Regions from separate parts of the Homo sapiens genome. Here region 2 is linked to region 1. The links are chromatin loops, found by intact Hi-C in ENCODE. Cell type or tissue: heart left ventricle. All regions are shown on one strand.

Region 1 (8,000 bases):
CTCCCAAGCATACACCCCATCTTGTGCCCCGAGGGACTCGATTCTCTCCCCACACACCCGACCCGAGGCTGTCATGGGTAGTGCCTGCTGCTGGCCCCAGGGTTAGGGCTGCTCAGCCAGTCCTGGCTGGAAAGGATGAATGTCCCACAAGCAGCTTTGGGGCCTGCTTGGTGGGAGCAGCCCGAGGATCCGCCCTTCGTCCTCCTGCCATTTCCCACTTCCCTGGCTCTGGGGTCCTCATGTTCACGTGGTTCTCAGTGACTGGGTGATTGACCCCCATGAGCTGTCATTATTTTGGTGTCTTTTGCTGGACATTTAAGCCATTCCTTGTGTTTCTGCCATTAGCTATTATGGGCTGTAACATCTTTGCACCTGTGCCTTCTTTCTTTTTAAATTTCTGAAGTCCTAATTTGACCCAAAGGTGACACATCTCCCTGTGTGCCCTGTCAGTGATGAAACCTGCTCTGGGGATGAAGATGCCGTGGGGCCCACAGATCCAAGCTCTCGGAGTGTGATTCTGTCTCCCCTAGAAACACATCCATGGCATGTCCTCAGGGCATTTGTGCATGGGATTAAGCAAATGTTTCCTAATCATGTTTGTCCCTGTGCTCTGGCTTCTTGACCTCAGGCTGCCTCACTGGCCCATCATTAATACGTCGATGGTGAGCGCACTGGTGTACAGCGAGGGGGCTCCACTTCCGAGACCCCTGGAGAGGCCCGTCCTGGTGGAGTTCACCCTGCTGGAGATGGAGAAGCGAACCAAGCCTGTCTGTGTGTTCTGGAACCATTCCCTGGCGTAAATGTGATGCCGGGAGTTCTGCATCTTCATGTGAGGGCTTTGCCAAGACACAGAGAACCCGCAGGGTTGTTGGCTCAGCGGCAGATCGTCCCACGGGGACAGTCTCTTGTGGTCTGTGTCTCCCCCTTCAGCCCCCTGTGGGGCAGTGAGCCTCCTGCTCTGCTTCTGTGGGTGCATCAGAGCCCCCCCAGATGCCCACACGCAGACGCGCACAGGCCTGCACGTGGAAACACAGACATGCGCACACGCAGGCCCACACACAGACGCACACAGAGCTGCACGTGGAGACACGTGCGCACACGCAGGCCCACACGCAGGCCCACACACAGGTGCACGCGGACCTGCACGTGGAGACACAGATGTGTGCACATGCAGGCCCACACACAGGTGAGCGTGGACCTGTGTGAACAGATGCGCGCAGACCTGCACGTGGAGACACAGACATGCAGGCGCACAAAGAGATCCCTCAAGGCTGACACCCAGGAAGGGGCCTCTCACTTGTGGGACTCCCGAGATGCAGTGGCCAACACGAGTGTAGTGCCCAGTTCACTGCTGGATAAGACAGAGGCCTGTTCTGGTCACACATGGGAGGCAGAACCCAGAGACTGGGCCCAGGAGCCCTTCTGCTGACAGTGGGAACTCCCAGCTACGTGTGGGGGTCCCCATACCAGACAAAGGTCCCTGACCTTAGTCTTGCCCGAGAGGCCGACACAGCCCAGCTTTGGGGTCTGGCTTTACCCACAAGAGGCCACACCTTGCCACAGCACTGTTTATCTGGCCTGTTTCAGAAGCACCGTCAGAGTGGCGAAGGCAGGAGGTGGTGCACGAGAGTCTACGTTCTAGCATCCATTCAAGTGAGGGAAAGGCGTTTCGTACTTAGAAAAATGCAAAATTAATGATTCTCACCCACACATGAGACTGTGGATTCACCCATGTATGAGATAGTGGATTCAGAGCCATGCTGTGGCTCTCATCTGCTGGGAGCCAGTAGTGTTTGTGCTTTGGTTTTGCTTTTTTAGCTACATGGTTTATGTGAGGTGCGGACTTACTTGAGTTGCTCTGTCTTTACAGGGAGCTTGCTTTTTCTCTGCTGGTTTGTTTTCACTTTTGCTGTCTCTGTTTAGAAGAAAACATTAGAACTGGGGTGTGGTGGAAGGATGGGAGCACAATCTGGGAGGGGAAGACCTGCTCTCTCTCCACATACCAGGAGGGAGTGGCAGGAAGGGGAGACACTGTGCCGGACTCAGGGAGTCAAGAGCGTGAGCACCCCCAGGCTTCAATCTGCTGAACGTTGTGCATCTGGGGGCGCCCGTGCAGCAGGAACACTCTCCCCATCACAATTCCTCTGGGCACAGTGGAGAGCCATGAGTGGGGGCTGTCCTGGGGGCTGCGCTATGGTGAGTGAGCCCACGCCAGGAGCCAGTTCAGCCCAGCCTCATTCTTCTCCTGCTTCTTTGCTTTCCAAGTTCTAGTTCATAAGCAACCAGCACAGTACCTGGAATGTAAGAGGCGCTTGGCTTATAAAAGAGAGAAGAAAGGAACCCCTTTCACCACGAGGGACGTCAGGCCCAGCTCTCTGTCCCGGGCATTCATCTTTTTTCCGGCAATTAGCTTCAGCTCTAATGACCTGCTGTCTGCTTTATGTTGCACCTATGATTTCCAGATTGTAAAGTTTGTGGCAAATGTATTAACGTTCACATCCCATTTACAGATTAGCAAACTAAGGATCTGAGAGGTTATGTGATTTTCCCAGTCTGGCGGAGGGCAGGGCCCTGTCAGAAGCCGAGACACACCTCGTAACAGCTTGTTATTTGGGGCTTCCCATCAGTGAGGCAGGAGTCATAATGGGGCCCTGGCTTCTGGGCAATTCCCATAAAACATTGTGCCACCTGAAGATGGAAGTGTCAGAGGAAGGCGAGATGTTATTTCTGAAAGCATCTACCCTCAGAAAGAGACAGAGGAGTGCATCGCAGCTGTGTGAACCCGGGGTGGTGGTGGTTCCAGCAGCGGGGCACGTGGTGGACGCAAGACGGCCCCGTTTGAGTTTTGCTGCTAGGTGACATGTAGAACTTGAACTTCAGAGGGTGCTCCTTGGAGGCCCTGATGAGAGAGACACAGAAGGGAAGGGAGACTGTTCCCATGGTCCTGCCTCTGCGGCAGCGAGCCTGCTGCTCTTGCAGCTGGGTGGCTGTTCGGTGCAGGGGGCCGGTGAGGAACACGGTGGGGAGCAGCCTGCGAGGGCGCCGGGCTTTCAGCACTCACTATACCTGCTGTTTGGTTTGGCCAGGATGGCCTGGGAGTCCCCAGGGCCGGGCAAAGACTGCCCCCAACAGACATGGGCGGAGGGAACCGTCTCACCCCTGCCTCTTCTCCCTTCTCTACGCAGTGTCAGTGGGACGGGAGGGTGGTCTGCCCGGGGCTTCAAGCTCCTGTCCAGGAACCGGACCCATGTCGTACGCCAGTGCAGCCACACGGCCAGCTTCGAGGTGCTCATGGACGTCTCCAGGTGTGAGATGGGCATCTTCTTGTGGCCACTATGCCCGCTGAGCCTACCCCCAAACCTGCCCCTCCTCAAACTAAATCTTCCATTCTAAGCGCTTTGAACGAAGCAAATCAACCAATTAAAAAAATATATTCCAGGATTGGCCAGAGTCTGTGAAGATTTCCATAACAAATCCCCGTTACAAGGGTTTTCAGAGAGCCCTGGTTGTGCATTAAACCCCGCGATGGCAAACCCAAAGCTCAGGCTCTGAGGAGCTCTTGGAGTCTGCCCCTCGCTTCAGAGATGGTCTGTGCGAGGGTGCCGCTCTCCTCCCGCTTTGATCATAAGGAAGGTGACAGCTGCTGGGGACGGTAGGCACTCTCCCTCAGGGCCACAAGCTGGGCTGCAGGATAAAAGACTGGGCGGCTAATGTTTAACCTCTGGCATTTTAAGCGGCCTGGGAGTGTGAGCCGGCCATTGTGGGCCTGCAGATGAACTGGGGAGTGGCCCGAGTGCTGTCCTCGGCAGGACAGTGCTATCCAGCCAGGAAGTGGGTGGCAGCCAGCCTGGGAGTGGCCTATGTGGGACCCTCCTGTCTAGGAGTCAGAGCCAGAGGCCTGGGTGGCCTCCCCTGGCCCCTCCCCAGGGCTGCGCTGTAGCTCAAGGGCCCAGGCCACCATCCTTCCCGAGGGCTTTCTGATGTGAAGTGGCCCTGGTTTCTGTCACAGTCTTGGAAGGGTGAGTCAGCCCTGGGGCAGGGCTGGAGGAGGGCTGTGGCTTCCTGTACAATGTGCGGGGGAAGCTGTCCCACCTGTGCCCCCATCTCATGGGCAAATGGCACTCCCCAGCAGGACCCAGCCTGGAGAGGGGTTCAGTGATTAGTGGACTTTGTTCATAGAAGGGCAGGGTTGGGGGTTGTCTCGTGGCCAGGACGCCGGGCAACATGTGGGCCAAGGAAGCTGAAATTGAGGCGGAAGGAAGGAGGCTGGAGTGGGAGTCCGAGGCTCCCATGGCCTGGGTGCCCCAAAGTTAGCGGTCTCTGAACAGCCCTGAACCAGTGGAGGGAGACTGGGGTGCTGCTCCTGGCCCCAGGGATGTCCAGGGCCCGGGCATTGAAGGGACCTCAGAAGGGGCAGTTCCAGGCCCAGGGCTGTGAGCACTCGGCCTCCCCAACCCAGCCAGGTCTTGGCTTCCCAGCTCCTAGTTCCACATGGTAAGCAACGCCTTCCAGAAGTTACCAGAGAACCAGAGCTTGTTGTTCCCCAAATGCAGAAACTCCCCAGGGACCTGGGTCCTGGGCAAGTGTCCTGGTTTGTAAAAGCACAGGAAACACAGCAATGTGAACCTACACACTGCTGAACTGTACGCTTCAAAGTGTCCAAGATGATATGTTTTATGTCATGTATATTTTAGCACAATTTTCCTTTTTTTGTTTTTTGACACAGTTTTGCTCTTTTCGCCCAGGCTGGAGTGCAGTGGTGAAACCTTGGCTCACTGCAACCTCTGCCTCCTGTATTCAAGTGATTCTCTTGTCTTAGCCTTCCAAGCAGCTGGGATTACAGGCTGCAACCACCATGCCGAGCTAATTTTTGGATCTTTAGTAGAGACGGGGTCTCACCATGTTGGCCAGGCTGGTCTCAAACTCCTGACCTCAGGTGATTGACCTGCTTCGGCCTCACAAAGTGCTGGGATTACAGGTGTGAGCCACTGTGCCCAGCCTGTTTTTTAAAGACATGTTCACTGCCTGTAAGAAATGCATAATAAGGTGGGGTGTGGTGGCTCACACTTGTAATCCCGGCACTTTGGGAGGCCGAGGTGGGCAGATCATTTGAGCTCACAAGTTCGAGACCAGCCTGGGCAACATGGCGAAACCCTGTCTCTACCAAAAATACAAAACTTAGCCAGGCATGGTGGTGCATGCCTGTAGTGCCAGCTACTTGGCAGGCTGAGGTAGGAGGATGACTTGAGCCTAGGAGGCAGAGGCTGCAGTGAGCCAAGATTGTGCCTCTGCAACAGAGCCAGACCCTGTCTCAAAAAAAAAAAAAGCATAATAAGGGATCTGGAATTTAAAAAATAGGTCCATATAACAAGCTATAATAGAGACGTGCAGCTGGCACAGGACATCCATCCACTGGTGATAATGATAGAACACGTCATATTGCACGATAGTAGGAAAAACAGGACAGATGGGAAGGGTGCGGATGACCAGCGCCGTAGCAATCTGAAGCATCGAGCCTGCCAGTCCACATAACTGAAACCTGAAGCTCTGCCCCTGCCCAGCTCTGTGACTTCCAGCAAGTTGTTTAGCTTCTTTAAGCATTGATTTTCTCACCTGGAAGATGAGGGTTGCATTCACACTCTCTTCATAGCTGTGACCTAAGGATGATATGAAACGACGCCCTTGGCAGATCTATCAGAACCCCTACCACATAATAAGTGCTCAGTAAAAGGTTTTGCTGAACAAAGGAAATTACATTCATGTTGTATTACCACAATTACCCACTTTCTTTATAAAGCGGTAGTAAGTCTTTCAGCCAAAAGAATAAGTCCATGATGGGATTAAGTGAAAGTCCAAGAGGTACTGCATGCACCTAAGGTGGAGATGTGTTTATCTTTTGCATAAGCTGGGGATGTATTTGGAAGGTTTCTGCTAGCCCAGAATTTGGGTGGACAGGCTGAGCCCCTCCCAACAGCAGGATTCACCTATGGGGTTGGTTTTGGGTAGACAGGCTGAGCCTGCCCCATGGAACTGTAGGGGCTTACGAAGGCATTTCGTTTGGGGAAGGAGCTCATCCAGGAGGACTGGGATCTCTGGTTATATGTGACTTCTGACCTCTGGGCATGGAGGTCTCTCTCCAGAGGCCCAGGCCTGGACACGAAGGGAGAGAGGCCTCCATTGTCCCACAGGGGCCGAAATGCAGACGGTGCATCCCCGGTGCCCTGGGGAACCCTTCTCTGATCATCAGGATTCTCTTGGACTCCGGGGTCCTTGTCCTGCTCAGGCATCCCTGCCCTGCTGTCCTTCAGGGCCCTCAACACGATCTTCTCTGGACACGAGTCTGGGGATAGCCGGGTGTTGTGGGCTCCAAAGGGTTGACTCCTTGCTCCTGGGCCCCACAGAGAGTCCTTGTGCTCAGTGCACTGGCTGTGCTGCAAGATATCCTGGAATTCGAAGCACACAGTGCTGGCTTGCTGTGGTACCTGTGCAATCAAATTGAAGGCAAGATCACCAGGAAGGAACACAGGGCTTGCAAGATCACGGAAAACCTTCTTGGAGTTGTTTTGACACACCACTCATGTCAAGTGTCTGGGTACTTGTAGGATGGCCCGCCACTCCACCCAGGGGCAGGAGCAACAGGGAGATCCCACAAGCAAAGTGAACTGGGGGATGGGGTGAGTGGGCTCCAGGCAACAGAGCCCTACTGGCAGGTCCTCACCCCCTGGGCCGGAACTGGAGTGAGGGGCACAGAGTGCCCAGGTAACCGCTCCTGGGAACAGTGGGGAACTGTCAGATGCTCGAACTTTCGAGAGCTGGGCTCTGAGCGTCCTCGTGGAGCTGCCAACTCGGCCAAAGGAGAAGCGAGCAGTTTCTTCTGTTGCCGGGCAACACGCCTTTTAAACCTGAGCGAGTGGGTGCGCATGCAAAGAACGGGCGCGAGTGACAGAGCGACCTTAACGGATTAGCACCTTAACGGATTAGCACCTTAACGGATTAGCGTGGCAAGGTATGCAAGCAAGTCACCTGCTGGCAATTTGGGGGTGGGGAGGGGGAGGTGCGCAATACATACTGGAAGGAGAGGCACCCACACAAAGGACGCAGGAAGAACAGGTGCGCACAAAGGCACAATGGCGGCAGATCTGCCCGTGGATCACTGAAGATTCCTGCTCTCCTGCTGAGGTGGAGATTGCAGTGAACTAAGATCACACCATTGCGCTAGAGCCCGGGCGACAGAGCAAGACTTGGTCTCAAAAAATAAATAAAATAAAATAAGTACAATAAAATAACAAAACAAAACAAAGTAAGAGGAGATGATATCTGGTCGTGTTTTATGGCCATCTGGTAAGCTAGATTCTTTCCTTTGGTTTTATTGCCAATCAATGATTAGAAAGAAGCAGTTTGCTGTTGGCTTGTTTTTCCCCTCAACTAAATGTAAGAAAAAAAAAGAGTCAAAAATACCGAAGCTAATTTTAAAATGTATGTATAGAGAGAGACTTGGTCTTACCTTGTCATCCAGGCTGGAGTGCTGTGGTGCCATCACGGCTCAGGGCAGCTTCGACCTCATGGGCTCAGGCAATCCTTTCACATCAGTCGACCAGATAGCTGAGATTACAAATGTGGGAAACCACACCCTGCTAATTTCTTGTATTTTTTGTAGAGTCGGGGTTTCACCTTGTTGCCGAGGCTGGTCTTGAACTCCTGGGCTCAAGCAATCTTTCTGCTTCTGCCTCCCAAAGTGTTGGGATTATAGGCATGAGCCACCATTCCCGCCGAAATATTTTTGAGATTCATAGAGATGAGTAGGTCATAATAAGAGTGCACAACTTGTAGTTATATTTAATATCTTTTGAAATTACTCGGCACCCCCATTGTAATTTAAATGATTTGTTCCTGACCTGGTTTTACTTTGTTCCTGAGGGTTGCAGATCCCTTGAACAATATTCCACGAATGAAGCAGTGATAATAAACCTGCAGCTGCCCCGAGGGGGCGCTGTGCGGAG
Region 2 (8,000 bases), 80 kb after region 1:
AAATGACCTTGGGCCTCGTGATTTGATAATTTATGACTTACATAGTATTGCTACCTAAAAAAAAAAAGTCTCACCTGAAGCTAATCCTGAAGAAAGAGACAAGTCCAAATTGAACGCCATTCTACAGAACTGACCTGGACTCTTCAAATATGGCAATGTCATGAAAGACGCCCAAAGCCCCCTGCAAAAGAGGGCTGGGAATACTTCTAGATTAAAGAACAAAGCAATACGGCAATAACATACTTACATTAATCCTTGAATAAATCTTGAATTAAAAGGGGAAAGAAACCTGTAAAGGATGTTCTGGGGATAATGAAAAGAATCTGAATATGGATTACACAGAATAGTACTACAGTAAATTTCTTGCATGTGAAAAGGCTTCTGTAGAGGATTGTTCTTATTTTTTGATCATAGTATTTAGGGGTAGAATATCATAATATCTGTAACCTCTCAAAGGGTTCAGAAGAAAAACACAAAGAGCAACTGCGGCAGGTGAACCCGGGTAAAGGTGCGGCAGGACACTATCAGCTGGTGAACCCGGGTAAAGGCTGCAGGAGTGTTTATTGCACTATGATTATGAGTTTTTTATAGATCTGAAATTATTCATATTAAAAGGTGGGCGCAGGGACAAGGCAGGTGGACACACCCAGATTCCTCCCACAACTCAAGCAGTAAACAAATCAAGAGTTAACTGGTAAGAAGATAAAACAGGTGGTGTCTGGGTTAGGGGACACCAGTTCAGCTGAAAATCAGGGTTCTTTACTCAGGGAAGAGAGGACAGATTCCCCATCGCCATTTTTCTTCCACTAAGCTCTCAGAACCCCAGGCTCCAGGCAGATAGGAAATGGTCCTTTATGGAAAAAATCTGACCAGGTCAAGAAGAAAGTCCCCAACAGGAGGAGATTCCCAACGAAACATATCCAGCTGGTTCACCCTCCAGGGAAGCCCACGTGCACAGAACTTCAAGTCCCTCAGCCACATACAGCAGATAGGGAAGGACCACCAAACCTCTGAGGCAGAGACCCAAACCACAGAGGAAAATAGCACAGAAGAAACAAGTACAGAGACAAAAAGTTAAAACCAAAAACAGGCCATTAACATCCTCAAAGTGAGAGGTTCTACTGTACTCATGAAACAAGAAAAGGGTGCTATTAAGAAGGAGCATGGACCGGGCACGGTGCCTCACGCCTGTAATCCCAGCACTTTGGGAGGCCCGAGGTGGGCAGATCACAAGGTAAAGAGATCAAGACCATCCTGGCCAACATGGTGAAACCCCGTCTCTAATAAAAATGCAAAAAATTAGCTGGGCGTGGTGGCACACACCTGTAGTCCCAACTACTCGGGAGGCTGAAGCAGGAGAATCACTTGAACCCGGGAGGCAGAGGTTGCAGTGAGTGGAGATCGCACCACTGCATTCCAGCCTGGCAACAGAGCAAGACTCTGTCTAAAAAATAAATAAATAAAATTTTTTTTTAAAAAAAAGGAAAATGCAGACAACACTATCCATCATTACTTGCCTCTGAAAATGATCTTGTACAAATGAACAGGAGGCCAGGTGCAGTGGCTCACACCTGTAATCCCAACACTTTGGGAGGCTGAGGCAGGAGGATTGCTTGAGGCCAGGAGTTGGAGACCAGCCTGGGCAACACAGCAAGACCCTGTCTCTATGAAAAATAAAAATAAAAATAATTAGCTGGGCATAGTGGCATATGCCTATAGTCCCAGCTACTCAGGAGGATGACACAAGAGGACTGTTTGAGCCTAGCTGTTTGAGGCTACAATGAGCTATGACCACACTAGTGCACTCCAGCCTGAGTGACAGTGAGACCTGTCACACACACAAAAAAAAACTGAATACATGACAGCAAACATGAAAACTCATAAAAGATTTGGCAGAAGTTATAGAAACCTACTAAAAGTAAAATAATCAAAGAGATGGAAAACTGCAGAGGAGAAAACGAAAACTGGGAATCAATCCAAGAGCTCCAATTCCCAATAATAAAGAGTTCCAGAAAAAGGGAACAGAGAAGAAAACAGAATAGAACAGAGAACAGGAAAGTGACCCCTTTCCCTAAGCTGTAAGGCATGAGTCTAAGATGAAAAGACCCACTGAGGAGGCAGTGCAATGGTTCAAAAGATACGCAAAATTTCCAGGAAGAAAACAAGTTATGTTCAAAGAATCAAAAATTATGTCACCAGCAACACTGGTGTTGGAGTAAAAATGGAGTAAGCTTAACCTTCAAAATTATGGGAAAAACTTATTTCTAGCTTATGATTCTAAAACCAGCCAAACTTATGTGCAAAGGTAAAATAAGGACACTTCAGACATGCAAACAAGGAAACACAAACCTTTGTCTCCTATGTTCCTTTTCCACATAAGTGGGGCAGTACTCGACTAAAATGAAGGAATAAAACAAAACAGGAAAGATATAAAAACCAAACACCAGAGGTTCCAACGCAAGGAGACACAGGTGAGAGTGACTGATTCTCCCACACTGATGGTGAACGGGGAAGCTGGCCCAGCAGCACTGACAGGTGAGGACCACCAGGGGCGTCTGGGAAAGGAGGGGCCAAAGAACTCTGACTGATAGAGATCTGTAACTGAGGGGACATCAGGAAAGAGACTTCTAGGTACTTAAAAAGAAAAGATATATATGAATCTACAGGATTCACACCAAATTGGAAAACGGCTTGGCAATTTCTTAAAAAATTAAACATGGCTCGGCACGGTGGCTCACGTCTGTAATCCCAGAACTTTGGGAGACCGAGGCAGGCGATCGCTTAAGGTCAAGAGTTCGAGACTAGCCTGGCCAACATGGTGAAACCCTGTCTCTACTAAAAAATACAAAAATTAGCTGGGTGTGGTGGCATGCACCTGTAATCCCGGCTACTCAGGAGGCTGAGGCAGAAGAATCGATTGAGCCTAGGAGGTTGCAGTGAGCCGAGATCGCGCCACTCCACTCCAGCCTGGGCCACAGAGCAAGATGAAAAAAAAAAAAAAAAAGTGAAAACACAATGTTGTGCCAACAAAAAGGAAACGGAGTGCTCCTGCATGGCCCAGCTAGGAGCAGCACTGAAAGCAGGCAAGACCTCACAGAGCACAGGGCCCAGACTCACCCACCAGGCTTAGGGAAGAATCAGCAGAGAATGCCTAAAACCACGGAATTTAAAGACACACAGATAAATACCAAATGAAACAGCTAAAACAATGTTTGCCTTGAAAATTAGAGGGGTTCATAGGGTTTGCTATTAAAAAAAAGACTTACAGAATCATTTGAATATTCAAATTGTATGCATAAGTAACTTGAATAAAGATAAAACTAAAAATTTGAAGTAGACAATCAAAATCAGTTCCTCTACAGATCTGGGATGCCCCGCCCCACCTTTTTTTTACATCGGAGCTGCCGCTGAGGCATCTACTGCTCTGATTCCTGATCCTTTTATTGTGACCCAGGTTTCCCGCTACAGGGGTTGATGTCCTCTGCATTACCAACGTGCTGCAGCTGCACAAGGAGGTAATTTATACAGGCCTTTTTAAAATTATTGTGCCAGTCCCTTCCAATCCAAGGATACAATCTTTCATTTCTGGGAAATTTTCTTATATAACTTCTTTGCTAATTCCCTCCTCCCCCATCTCCTCTATTTTCTTTTAAGGAATTTGTATTAATCAGATATTGGATTTTCTGAACTCATTTTTAACCACTTAAGAGTGTACAGTTGGGCTGGGTGCAGTGGCTCACGCCTGTAATCCCAGCACTTTGGGAGGCTGAGGCAGGCAGATCACAAGGTCAGGAGATCGAGACCATCCTGGCTAACACAGTGAAACCCCATCTCTACTAAAAATACAAAAAATTAGTCGGGCATGGTGAAAATTAGCCGGGCGTGGTGGTGGACGCCTGTAGTCCCAGCTACTTGGGAGGCTGAGGCAGGACAATGGCGTGAACCCGGGAGGCAGAGCTTGCAGTGAGCCGAGATCGTGCCACTGCACTCCAGCCTGGGCCACAGAGCAAGACTCTGTCTCAAAAAAAAAAAAAGAGTGTACAGTTAAGTGGCATTATTAAGTACCTTCACATTAGTTCCATAACAACCATCACCACCATCCATCTCCAGAACTTTTCATCTTACCAAACAAACTCCGTATCCATTAAACATTACCTCCCAATTTTTCTCTCCTCCCAGCCCCTGGCAACCACAATTCTACTTCCTGTATCTATGCATTTGAGTATCTTGATAGCACATCTAAATGGAAACATACAGTATTTGTTATTTTGTGACAGGCTTATTTCACTGAGCATATCCTCAAAGTCCATCCATGCTGTAGCATGTGTCAGAATTCCTTCCTTTTTAAGGTAAACCATATTCCACTGGATGGATAGACTACCTTGTTGTTGATCCATTCATCTGTGATGGACACTTGGGTTGCTTCCACCTTTTGGCTACTATGAGTAATGCTGCTATGAACTTGGGTGTACAAATCTCTCTTCAAGTCTCTGCTTCCAATTCTTTGGAGTCGAACTGCTAAGTTGTATGATAATTCTACTTTTATTTTTTGAGACAGAGTCTTGCTCTGTCGCCCAAGCTGGAGTGCAGTGGCATGATCTCAGCTCACTGCAACCTCCGTCTCCCAGGCTCAAGCAACTCTCCTGCCTCAGTCTCCCCAGTAGCTGAAATTAACAGGCGTGCGCCATGACGCCCAGCTAATTTTTGTATTTTTATTTTATTTATTTTTTAAAGTTCACTTTATTTTTTGGGGGGGAAGGAGTCTTGTCCTGTCACCCAGACTGGAGTGCAGTGGCATGATCTCAGCTCACTGCAACTTTCGCCTCCTGGGTTCAAGTGATTCTCCTGCCTCAGCCTCCCAAGTAGCTGGGATTACAGGCATGCATCACCATACTCGGCTAATTTTTTTTTATATTTTTGGTAGAGACGGGGTTTCACCATGTTGGCCAGGCTGCTCTAGAACTCCTGACCTCAAGTGATCCGCCCGCCTCGGCCTCCCAAAGTGCTGGGATTACAGGCGTGAGCCACCGCGCCCGGCAGGTAATTCTACTTTTAATTTGGGTGGCACTGTCATACTGTTTTAGTAGCTGCACCAGTTCCCATTCCTAACAACACCGCAGAGGGATTCCACTTTTTCTAAATCCTCGTCAACACTTGTCATTTCCTGTTCAACAGCAAACATCTAATGGCTGTGAGCTATTTCACTGCTGTTTTGATTTGCATTTCTCTAATCATTAATGTGCTTATCAGTCATTTGTTTATCTTCTTTGGAGAAATGTCTACTCAAGTCCTTTGCACATTTTTTTTTTTTTTTTTTTTTTTTGAGATGGAGTCTCGCTCTCTCTCCCAGTCTGGAGTGCAGTGGTGTGATCTCGGCTCACTGCAAGCTCCACCTCCAGGATTCATGCCATTCTCCTGCCTCAGCCTCCCGAGTAGCTGGAACTAAGGCGCCCGCCACCACACCTGGCTAATTTTTTGTGTTTTTTAGTAGAGACGGGGTTTCACCGTGTTAGCCAGGATGGTCTCGATCTCCTGACCTTGTGATCCGCCGGCCTCCCAAAGTGCTGTGATTACAGGCGTGAGCCGCCGCACCCAGTCCTTTGCACATTTTTTAACCAGGATATTTATTATTATTGAGCTGTGGGAATTCTTTTTATATTTTAAATATTAACCCTTACCAGATATGAGTTTCAAATGTTTTCCATTCTGTAGGCTGCCTTTTCACTCTGTTGAGTGCTTCTTTTAATTAATAGAAGTTTTAAATTTTGACGTAGCTTAATTTATCTATTGTTTCTTTTGTTGCCTGTGATTTAAGTGTCTTATGTAAGAAATCATTGCCAAATCCAGTGTCACGAAGACTTTATTATGTTTTTCTAAGAATTTTATAGTTTAAGGTCTTAAATTTAAGCCTGATCCATTTTGGGTTAAGTTTTGTATATCATTAGCTAAGGGTCTAACTTTATTCTTTTGATTTGTATGTCCAGTTTTCCTAGCACCATTCATTCTGAAAAGACACTTTTTCCCTCACTGAATGGTAATGGCATCCTTGTGGAAAATAATTTGACCACTGTATGCAAGGACTTATTGCTAAGGCTCTGTATTCTATTCCATTGGTCTATATGTCTGTCTTTATACCAATACTACAATGTTTGGATTACTGCAGCTTTGTAATAAGGTTTAAAGTCAGGAATTATGAGGATTTCATATTTCTTCTTCTTTTTCAAGACTGTTCTGGCTCTTTGGAGTCTGCTGAGATTCTATGAACATTAGGATAAATTTTTCTACTTCAGCAAAAAAAACTTGTTGGCATTTTAATAGGGATTGAATCTGTAGATTGCTTTAGGTAATAGTCACATCTTACGTTTTACAGTCCATGAGCATGGAACATCTCTCAATTTATTTTTGTCTTTTTTTTTTTTTTGAGACAGTGTCTCACTCTGTCACCCAGGCTGGAGTGCAGTGGTGCGATCTCAGCTTACTGCAATCTTCACGTTCTGGGTTCAAGCAATTCTCCTGCCTCAGCCTCCTGAGTAGCTGGGACTACAGGTGCACCTCACCACACCCAGCTAAGTTTTGTATTTTTCACCAAGACAAGGTTTTGCCATGTTGGCCAGGCTGGTCCTGAACTCCTGACCTCAAGTGATCCACCCGCCTTGGCCTCCCAAAATGCTGGGATTACAGGTGTGAGCTACCACACCCAGTGTCTTCTTTAATTTCTTTTAACATTTTGTAGTTGTCAGTGTTTTCAGTCTTTCATGTGTACTTAAGAATATTCTTTAGTACAGACAGACCCCCAACTTATGATAGTTTGACTAAAAAATTTTTCGACTTTACAATAGGTTTAAGACATAAATCTGTTATAAGTTGAGGAATATCTGTATTTTATTCTTTGTACTATTACTGTAAATGGAATTATTTTCTTAATTTCCTCTTCAGATAGCTGAGTTAGTGTACATAAATATAAATACAACTGATTTTGTGTTTTGACTTTGTGCCCTGCAATTTTGCTGAATTCATTTATTAGTTCTAACCATGTTTCTGTGAAATCTTTAAGGTTTTTATATATAAAATCATGTCGTCACACATACAAACAGGGATAACTTTACTTCTCCCTTTCCAATTTTGATGGCTTTCTCTTCTTGATTAATTACTGTGGGCAATTAACTTCAATACTATGGTGAATAAGTGGTGAAAGCAGACATCCTTGTCTTGTCTCTGATCTTAGAGGAAAAGCTTTCAGTCTTTGACCACTGACTGATTTTAGTTTGCTGAGACATCCTTGCATTACATTTGGTCCAAGCCTTTTGACAGACTGCTAAACTTGGTTAACTTGGTTTTGCTAGTATTTTGTTGAGGATTTTGTATCAATATTCACAAAGGATATTGGTCTGTAATTTTCTAGTAGTATTACTGTCTGGCTTTGGTATCAGGGCATGTTAGAGTCACAGAATGAATTCACTTGAGAAGGACTGATGTTAATTCTTCTTTAAACGTTTGGAGAATTCATCAGTGAAGCCATGTGGTTCAGGACTTTTCTTTGTTGAGAGGTTTTTGATTACTGATTCAATCTCCTTATTAATTATAGTCCTATTCAGATTTTCTATTTCCTCATGATTCAGTCTTGGCAGGTTGTATGTTTCTAGGAATGTGTCCGCTTCATTTAGGTTAAGCAATTTGTTAATGTACAATTCTTAACAGTATTCTCTTATAATCCTGGCATCAAGTAATCCTCCCACCTTGAACTCCCAAAGCACTGAGATGACAGATATGAGCCCAGCCCAAAATCCAAAACTCTTGAGTGCCAACGTTGTACTCAAAGGAAATGCTCACTGGAGTGTTCAACTGGTAAGTATAATGTAAATATTCCAAAATCAGAAAAAAATCCAAAATCCAAAACACTTCTGGTCCCAAACATTTCAGTTAAGGGATACTCAATCTGTATTTTGAATGTGGCTTTTTCTTGATTAGGCATTTTCTTAGCTGGGCTAAGAAACCTCTGA

What was found. Peaks named below come from ENCODE experiments on the same cell type or tissue, not always from the same donor. Only the 100,000 strongest peaks of a DNase experiment are listed, where the experiment ranks them.
Region 2: a loop joins it to region 1, with 2.6 times the contacts of the local background. A loop is called at or near these places in 2 of 110 quality-filtered maps.

Annotation. Positions count from the first base shown.
Region 1 is chr22:18,991,189-18,999,188 of GRCh38, forward strand. DGCR5 (DiGeorge syndrome critical region gene 5) reads left to right here. Exons shown (of 6, transcript NR_110533.2): 4 at 629-829. Among named protein-coding and RNA genes, the nearest start is that of DGCR5, 25 kb to the left of the region's middle. RefSeq lists a silencer at 6,877-7,045. In heart left ventricle, no CTCF peak of the experiment used is centred here; DNase peaks (open chromatin) are centred at 3,006 and 3,843; H3K27me3 peaks cover 4,187 bases.
Region 2 is chr22:19,071,426-19,079,425 of GRCh38, forward strand. All of the region lies in intron 2 of DGCR2 (DiGeorge syndrome critical region gene 2), which reads right to left. Among named protein-coding and RNA genes, the nearest start is that of DGCR11, 27 kb to the left of the region's middle. In heart left ventricle, no CTCF peak of the experiment used is centred here; no DNase peak of the experiment used is centred here.